2 separate regions of the Homo sapiens genome follow, and region 1 is linked to region 2. The links are chromatin contacts, found by Hi-C in ENCODE. All regions are on one chromosome and are shown on one strand. The core of a region is the stretch at or near the end of the contact, and the rest is flanking DNA. Distances in the headings are between cores, read along the strand shown.

Evidence for each region. Hi-C counts contacts between places; a loop is a spot of excess contacts on that map. Pooled maps may share reads with other maps.
Region 1: a pooled map shows a loop between it and region 2 (4-fold over the local background). The contact joins two enhancer-like sites. A Hi-C loop is called at or near these places in 2 of 37 single-sample maps with no recorded cell type and 6 of 50 pooled maps.

The regions. Positions count from the first base shown.
Region 1 is chr14:65,003,010-65,007,618 of GRCh38, forward strand. CHURC1-FNTB (CHURC1-FNTB readthrough) reads left to right here. Exons shown (of 14, transcript NM_001202559.1): 4 at 1,240-1,304. FNTB (farnesyltransferase, CAAX box, subunit beta) reads left to right here. Exons shown (of 12, transcript NM_002028.4): 2 at 1,240-1,304. It also overlaps a transcript of MAX not described here. Among named protein-coding and RNA genes, the nearest start is that of FNTB, 18 kb to the left of the region's middle. RefSeq lists an enhancer at 2,084-3,283. Within about 2 kb of position 2,927, at least 4 of the 41 ENCODE cell types and tissues checked have a DNase peak (open chromatin) inside an H3K27ac peak, as active enhancers do.
Region 2 is chr14:65,203,574-65,207,980 of GRCh38, forward strand. No RefSeq gene overlaps it. Among named protein-coding and RNA genes, the nearest start is that of LINC02324, 17 kb to the right of the region's middle. RefSeq lists an enhancer at 1,459-1,568. Within about 2 kb of position 2,023, at least 7 of the 41 ENCODE cell types and tissues checked have a DNase peak (open chromatin) inside an H3K27ac peak, as active enhancers do.

The DNA of each region.
Region 1 (4,609 bases), core at 1,677-4,176, 200 kb before region 2:
AGGAAGTGGGCTGAAGTGCAGCCTGATTCATGCTTAATTATAACTGTATTTCTGTCCAGAACCCAGCACGCAATTTTTGTCAACCATGTGGGGCGGTTTTAGCATTATGGTGTGGTCTTCAGAAGAGAAAGATCTGATTTCTTTTGTGACCTGACTTTCTGAGATCCTTCATTTTATGGGACTGTGGAGTCCTGTGTGTGACGTAGGACCAGAATTTGCTATTTGTTTTGGTGTTTCAACAATTGATGTTGTTATAAATCTCCCAGATGATTTTAATATTTTAACTGTTCAGTTTTACAATAAGAAGCATGACTGTAGGCAGAAACTAATTATGTATTTGAGAGTGGTGAGTTAATGAACATCCAAACAACTTCATAGAGCAGGAAGAATACATATTTCAAGTGGAGGGGAGAAAAAAAATCATTTTCCCTCTACCCTTCTAATTTCTGGGTTGGAACCACTATAACAAACCAACAGGGTAACAAAAGAAAAACAAGCAGAAGTTTGTTAACATGTATGCTTCATGTATACATAGGAGATACCCAGGGGAAAATGAGTAATTCTGAAAGAGGTGATCTAGAACTCCAGCTTCTAAAGCATTTTCAACTAAAAACAGAGAAGATTGTGGGCGAAGCCAGTTATGGGGAGGTGAACAGGACAAGTATGGTAAATAAGAGTAATGTTTGTTATGCAGATTTCAGTAGGTGCCTTCTCCATTGATAATAGTTTCCTCTGATTTAGTCATCCTTCTCTTTTGGTACGGAGAGGGAAACACTCTCACAAGTGGAGATTTCCTTTATAGATGTCAATTTCCCTCAAAAACTGGTATACTCTGTTTTCAGAGTTTCTCCTGTAGCTGCAGTTTCTCAAAATAATCCTTATGCTGTTGAGGCATATTTTGGGGTGGCATATGCTCTCCCACACAAGCAAGAGACATCTGTCTTCATCTGCTCCCAGAGTAACTGGTGCCAGGGAACCAAACACCAAAACTGCCATTAGTTTGGATATTATGGATTTGGTTTCTGGAAAAGTCCATTGTGATGCCAGCATGGTACAGGGGATTCCCTCTCGCCTTGTCCTAAGCCTGTCATCCTGCAGAACCCATCTTACAGTACTGTGAAGTTCCAGACCATACCAACCAACCCTCGCCAATAGGCATTTGTGGCAATAGGAAGAAAAAGCTGATGGAGGTCTCATCTGTATTTGTTTTCTCTCTCCTATCTCCTGCATCCTTACCAGGCAAAAGTAGAAGAAAAGATCCAAGAGGTCTTCAGTTCTTACAAGTTCAACCACCTTGTACCAAGGTAAGCTGTGGTTAGGAGTTTGAGGGGATCTGGGAGAACACCACCATGCAGCAGCCTTTCTTCTTTCCTCCTTGAGCGAATCTAACCACGGGGAGCATCTGCTGCAAGAATGGTGTTTCTTGTCCTTGTGGTTACCTGGATATGCTAAGACCCCCACTCCTCCCTCTGGTAGAATACTGTTTAGAGCGATTCTCCACTCGAGCTGAGCTGCCAGGTGTTACATGGGGATTCCCCTCAATGCCTCAATTCTGAGGTCTGAAGATGGAGAGAGGAATTCCAGGTTTTTGTTTAGTGGTGGCCTGCTGCTCTGGTCTTCAGATGAGAACTCTCAGGTTTTTCTTTTTCTTTCTTTTTCTTTTTTTTTTTGAGACAGCGTTTCGCTCTTGTTGCCCAGGCTGGGGTGCAGTGGCACAATCTCGGCTCTCTGGAACCTTCGCCTCATAGGTTCAAGTGATTCTCCTGCCTCAGCCTCTCAAGAAGCTGGGATTACAGGCACCCACCACCACACTCGGCTAATTTTTGTATTTTTAGTAGAGACAGGGTTTCACCGTGTTGGCCAGTCTTGTCTTAAACTCCTGACTTCAGGTGATCCACCCGCCTCAGCCTCCCAAAGTGCTGGGATTACAGGCGTGAGCCACTGTGCCCGGCCCAGATTTTTCTTTTTCATATTGTACTTTGAAACATTTAGAGTCCAGGGAGATGGCAAGGGATGGATTATTATTTGACTGGAAAAACATGGGAAGTTTGAGTTTCTCCATGCCTACTCCCTGTTGGTAATTGTGTTCCATATCCCAAGGATGAAATTTCAAACAAGAAATAGAATGCCTTTTGTTTTCCTTGGAGCTTAGCAAGTTGAAGTCTTCTAAGTCCTGTGAGGTCAGGTATTTTGAAAAGGGAATTATAGGAAAAAATTTATTATTTAATTTGAACCTTTATTTTCTCTTCCAGTGTTTTGTAATATGTCACACTAGAATTTCATAAGGTTATTTCATTCTTGTATTAGTACTTCTCATGCAGTCAGAGTCTTTTTTTGAAACCATTATTTGTTATATTTCCAGCCATCAGAATTGATCAGTAGCCTAAAACTGTGTGGTCACCATTTTATCTTAATGATGGAACACTTTCTCTTCCTTTCTTTTCTTTCTTTCTTTCTTTCTTTCTTTCTTTCTTTCTTTCTTTCTTTCTTTCTTTCTTTCTTTCTCTCTCTCTTTCTCTTTCTCTTTCTTTCTCTCCTCTCTCTTTCTCTCTCCCTCTCTCTTTCTGTCTCTGTCTTTCTCACTTTCTTTCCTTTCTGTCTGTCTTGTCTTGTCCTGTCCTGTCCGGTCCTGCCCTGCCCTGCCCTGTCTTGCCCTGTCTTGCTCTGTTGCCCAGGCTGGAGTGCAGTGCCCTGATCATAGCCCACAGCAGCCTTGAATTCCTGCGAATCCTTTCAGTGCAGCCTCCGCAGTAGCTGGGACTATGGGAACACATCACTATGCCTAGCTTATTTTATTTTTGTTTTTATTTTTTGTAGAGATGGGGGTCTCACTGTGTTGCTCAGGCTTGTCTTGAGCTCCTGGCCTCAAGCAGTCCTCCCAAAGTGCTGAGATTACAGCTGTGAGCCATGGCACCTGGCCGAGAGAACACTTTTCCTTGACATCTCTGAACAAAGTGTGGTTAGGTCACTGGCTGATTCACTCTGGCTGGGAAGTTGCAGGTCTGAAGTTCAGCCTTTCCTCCTTCATCATGTCTCTTGACTTCTTGAGATCTTCTAACAGACTAAATCCTAGCAAGTCAGTCTCTAGGTACTTCTGCTTACTGGAACATTATAAATAGGTCCAGCTTTGTTTGTTACCTTTGTGTCTTTTTTTTTTTTTTTTTGCCACCATTTCCTTAAGAAACTTTTTCTGATTAGCCATGGCAGAAAACAGTTGGAAAAGGCAAGTGTTCATAAGGAAAGACAGGTGGGAGGGTTAACTTCATCTTTGTTCCCTGGGGAAGGAAAGGAGGAAAAATATCAGCTTACTAGTATAGTCTTTCCCTTAACTGCTAAACCAAATCTCTGCATTAACCCAATGCTCTGACCTCAATAAAATGAATTATTCCTCTTGTCATGAGATACAGCTAGAGATTAGCAAATGACGCCATTTATTTAAATAGCTTGGGAGAACGAGCTCTCTTAAATGTAATGGTATCCTTGGCAGTTCGCTGCCCCTAGGCACAAGCTGGTTCAAGCTTAGCCTCCCCAGAGGGGACAAGACTTCATAATGGTGAGGGTGTGGGTGATTGCTTTTGGAGGGGCTTTGTTGTTGTGGTTGTACCCCCGATGACTCACCCGATCGGGCTGAGTCACTGTCCACTGCCTGGGCTCTGGGGACACACAGCCTCTGTTTCTCACATGAACCTTTGATTATTTGACATTCCCTTTTCACTTACCATCAGGATAGAGCCCTTGGTCTCTTTCATTCCTTTTTTAAAATTTGTTTTTCCTTAGCTCATGAGCTGAAGAAAGACTTTTATTCACACTGAGATATGAGGGAAAATGGGAGGTTATAGTCTGGGAGGAAGCAGTTGTTTTTTGAGAGTGGTGGTAGATGATATTAAAGGAGTGAAATCCCCTGATTCATAGCTGGTAGGTCAAGTATGGGTGGGAAAAAAAAAGTGTTCCTCCTGGGCTCGGATCCTTGTGGAAATAGAATATATCAGGGCTCTGGGTTAGTTTCAGGAATTTCACAATTACCCGTTTTTATCATTGTTGCCTATGAAATTGAGTGTTTTAAAGGATGCTAATTAATATTGGAGATACTATACATTTTGGCTGAATGGCTGAGTATATAATTCAACATATCAATATAAGGCTGAAGGCAAACATCACCATCATAGAATAAGCGAGGATATAAGAATAAATTAGAAAATTTATCAGAATTTTAAATCATTATCACAGTCTCAATATTTAACATATTAATAGTCAAAATTTAAAAGTCTGACACTTTAATACAGGAAGTAACCTTCACTGTTAGCTGAAGTGCATGGTTAGCTGTTAGCAGTAAATCTAGATGGCAGGGCTTGTTTGTGTGTCTGAGGTCATGATGCTGATCAAATGGGACAGACTCACACACATGCCCAGGACCACAGACCACGCACAGGTCCAGGGATGCCTGTGATGATGCTGAAGTAGGCATTTGCCTATTCAGTGTTCCAGGGCCAAAGCTGAATAGCAGACTGGGCTGAAAGTCAAGCCTGGAGCTGAATGTCAGTACATTCTATACTTAATCCCCTTCCCAGAAATGATTTTCTTCTCTAAGGTTGGGACTGTCTACCTGGAG
Region 2 (4,407 bases), core at 773-3,272:
GGGTTTGCTATTTGTCTTCTGAGGGAGTGACAATGCCCCACTTAGAGCATCTCATCCCTAAGCCACTGGCTGCTCACTCTGGTATCATGTGCATATATGAAAGTGTCCAAGGCCAGATCCTGGTCTGAGACATCTCCCCAGGGGGTTCACACGTTTTGTTGCTACTGCTGTGGTTGTTGGTTCCTGGAATCCCTGTTTCCCTCTATGGTCTCTCCAGCATGGATTTGGGAGAGGGAGCCGGCCACCCTGCTTACTGCCAACTTGGCAAGGACTGGGAGTGTTTTTCTGGCTCATTTCTGTTTCTTGTGTAACCTATCCGTGCTGCATTTTCTTTTTCTTTTCTGTTTTTTCAAGACGGAGTCTTGTTCTGTTGCCCAGGCTGGAGTGCAGTAACACGACCTCGGCTAACTGCAATCTCTGTCTCCCCGGTTCAGGTGATTCTCCTGCCTCAGCCTCCCAAGTAACTGGGACTACAGGCATGCGCCACCACGCCTGGCCAATTTTTTGTATTTTTAAGAGATAGGGTTTCACCATGTTAGCCAGGCTGGTCTCGAACTCCTGACCTCATGTGATCCACCTGCGTCGACCTCCCAAAGTGCTGGGATTACAGGTGTGAGCCACTGTGCCCAGCCATTTTCTCTTACTTGTAGATGGATGAAGCCTATGTTACTATAATTTGCTGAGTATGTGTATTTCTCCATTTTTATTGGTCCATTTCAATTCATTTGCAAAGGGCCAATCAACTGCTACTGTGTTTAATTCCAGAATCCTGCTAGTGGAGGTTTATAAACAAGGTATCTGTGAGGAGATGGGGATCTGAAGGGTGCCCTGCAGGGAAGCTTACTCGAGCCCTGGTTGGTACCTTGGTGACCCCAAGCCCCATGCAAATCATAATGTTGGCTTTTCTGGTGTGGCTACTCCCCACCCTAAGTCACACTGTTACTATCTGGCCAGCCTAAGACCCCCAGGCAAACAAAGATGACCTCCCGGGGGCCAAGGGTAAAGACTAGACCTCTTTGAGGGGCAAGGTTCAATTCTTTACTGCACAGGTAGGGAGACTTAGGCTGCAGCCCGGCTCTGAGAAAGGTTCAGCTGGGTGGAGGAGGAGTCTCTGGGCCAAAGCTGCCCTTTGGAGGAGTCCTGGATCTTGCAGAAATGGCCTGCTTAGTGCCCACCCCCTGCACCCCTGCTCAGCACTGGCTGGGAGTAAGCCTGGGGACTGTGGCTTCAGTGTGAATGTGGGGGTGGGGTGGATGCAGAGCAGTAGCATGTGGGGTATCCAGCCAGGCCTGCTCCACAGAGCAGGAGAGCAGAGCTGGGAAGGGACAGTGGGGATGTGATCTGTTAGCCTTCTGGCTGCAGCGCAGTGCAGACCTCCCTTGCCTGATATGACTGGGTCTCCACCTCTTCCACCCCAGTCTCCTGACTCCTGCAAAAAAAGAAAAGGGGGTGTGCAGGGCTGCCAAACACAGCCATGTCAGGGTGGGCCGGTCCCTGCATTGTGCGCCCACCTGCTGCTGCTGTGTTGTAGGGGAAACCGACCAAAGCACGTAGAGTTAGAACAAAACAAGAACATGGGCTGTGGAGACAGGCTGGCTTCCATGTGCCAGTCTCTCCTGCAGCTTCTGCTCTGGCTGCTGCTCTCTCAGGATCCCGTGCAGCTTTGCCTCGGCCTCACACAGGAGAGTTCTCACACGTAAGGTGGGCCTAGGGGCTGCGGCTCAGAGTCTCCTGTATTGGGATCATTACACATGTCCAGAGTGACAGCTGAGAGGAAAGGGTCCTTGCTTGTGTGCTCAGGAGATGGCTAGGGAGGAGCCACCCCAGGGGAGTTGCCACAGCCAGAATTGCTCTGCTAGGCCCTTCCCTGAAGAGACTTCAATTCTTTTATAGATTTCTCCTTCTTAAACCCAACAAGCTGTTTGGGCAAGAAACCAGGTGAAAGAAACTGAGATTATAGGGGAAGTGTGAAGTGTAGACCAATCATGTGGAACAAGGAAGGGGCGTGACTCAAAAACATAACGTGTGTGTGTGTGTGTGTGTGTGTGTGTGTGTGTGTGCGCGTGCTGACTGGCAGAGCTGGGCCTGCTCTTTATTTGGGAGCCTGCTTGCTACTTTCACCTGTGTTTTCAGCTTGTCTTAGTGCTTTTCTCTCTCATAGTCCAATCCCAGCCCAGCAGATGGTTCACTATGCTTTTAATTGAAGAATGAGGAGGAATCTTTGCACACTTAAAAAACATCCATGGCTGGGTACAGGGGCTAATGCCTGTAGTCCCAGAACTGGGAGGCCATGGCAGGAGGGCACTTGAGCCCAGGAATTCGAGGCTGTAGTGGGCTGCGATCACTGCACTCCAGCCCGGGCGAGAGAGTGAAACTCTATCTCAAAAAAACAAAACAAGATACCATCCAATCCTGGGCCAAGCCCCCACCAACACTGATCCTAAAGGAAAGAAAGCATGGCTGCAGCAGGCACAACAGGACACAGCCCCACCCTTGGAACATCGTGCTCCTGGGGACAAGACACTGGATGCGGAAGCTGGCATCCTAGAACTGACTTTTTCGTTGAGTATTATTACTGTGTTTCCTGGATTCTAAAACACTATTGATTGCAAGATGCACCATTATTCTTTTCTTTCAAATCTAGATCTGCAAACGCCATCATTTTAATAACTGCTTTTAGGCGGAGGAAAAGAAACACAACCACATCAAACGCATGCATCAACTGAAACACCCATCCTGATTTCGGGACCCTGAAAATAAGAAAAATACAGCGCATCTTAAAACTGAAATGGGAAAAAAAAAAAGGAGAACTTATAAAAACTAAATACAGAGGAGACTTTTTCTAATTCTGGAAATGAGATGCAAAACCAATACCCACATTTTGGAATCATAGTATGAGTAGGCTTTTTACCATGTATCACTGCTATTCCTTTTTTTTTTTTTTTGAGAGGAAGAAGGCGTGAGTTGACCTGGTATTACTCACCCAAAAGTGAGGCATTGGGGATATTTATATTCAGCAAGCAGTGCAGGGTTTAAACTGGTGAGTAGATATTTGCATCTTCTAACCACAAAAGTAAAATAAGAGAACTAACTGAAATTTCAGTTTTAGAATGATGATAGCTAATACTTGTGGAGCTCCTTTTTCTCCAGGCACTGCTCTAGGTCCTTTGAATGTATTAACTCATTTAACCCCATGAAAATCCTATGAGAAGGTGCAATGAACAGCTCTAGTCATAGGGATGGGAACAAGGAATCATAGAGATATTAAGCAGTGTGCTCAGGGTCCCATTGCTAGTGTATAGACTTGCACAAGGATAGTATGGCCCTATAGCCCCTCCTCTTAACTGCACTATACGGCCTCTACTAAAGCGTAAGTGAGGGAAATAGACCAAACAAAACTGAGAGTTTGTGGGTGGAGGAAATGCTGAGTTGGGCTAAAGGCAGGAGTATGCTGGTAAAGTGGCTCTTTTCTCCCACCCCAAATGCCCTAGTTCATAACATTTGCCAATTTCCTTGGTGTAAATACTTCCAACAGTGGCCGATTTCAAGACACCAACCTGCTGTTAAAATTCTGAGTGTTTAACAATTGCCTCTCTGGAGCCAGTATAAGCTGGCCCTAGCACGCCACTGGCTGAAAGTAATTGTCCAAATTAATATGCAGCGGTTTAGCCAGGAACGTTTTTTGTGTCATGTTAAATTAAGCCAACTGTGGGTGCGACTCTGCATGTGTGTTCAGGGCTTGGAAATTGTTTCTCCCCTTCTGCTTCTGTAACCACCCAAGGGGTTCACCTTGCCCGCTGCCTAGACAGAGCCGATTTATCAAGACAGGGGAATTGCAATGGAGAAAGAGTAATTCGCTCAGAGCTGGCTGTGTGGGAGACCTGAGTTTTATTACTCAAATCAGTCTCCCCAAGCATTCGGGGAGCAGAGTTGATGTTTGTTTTTTGTTTTGTTTTTTTTTTTAGACGGAGTCTTGCTCTGTCGCCAGGCTGGAATGCAGTGGAGCGTCCTCGGCTCACTGCAATCTCTGCCTCCCAGGTTTAAGCAATTCCCCTGCCTCAGCCTCCTGAGTAGCTAAGACTACAGGTGCGCACCACCACACCCAGCTATTTTTTTTTTTTTTTGTATTTTAGTAGAGACGGGGTTTCACCATGTTGGCCAGCATGGTCTCCATCTCCTGACCTCGTGATCCGCCCACCTCGGCCTCCCAAAGTGCTGGGATTACAGGCATGAGCCACCACACCCAAGAAGCAGAATTTTTAAGAACAACTTGGTGGGTTGGGGCTGGGCACAGTGGCTCATGGCTGTAATCCCAGCACTTTGGGAGGCTGAGGCAGGCAGATCATGAGCTCAGGAGTCGGAGACCAGCCTGACCAACATAGTGAAACTCCATCTCTACTAAAAATA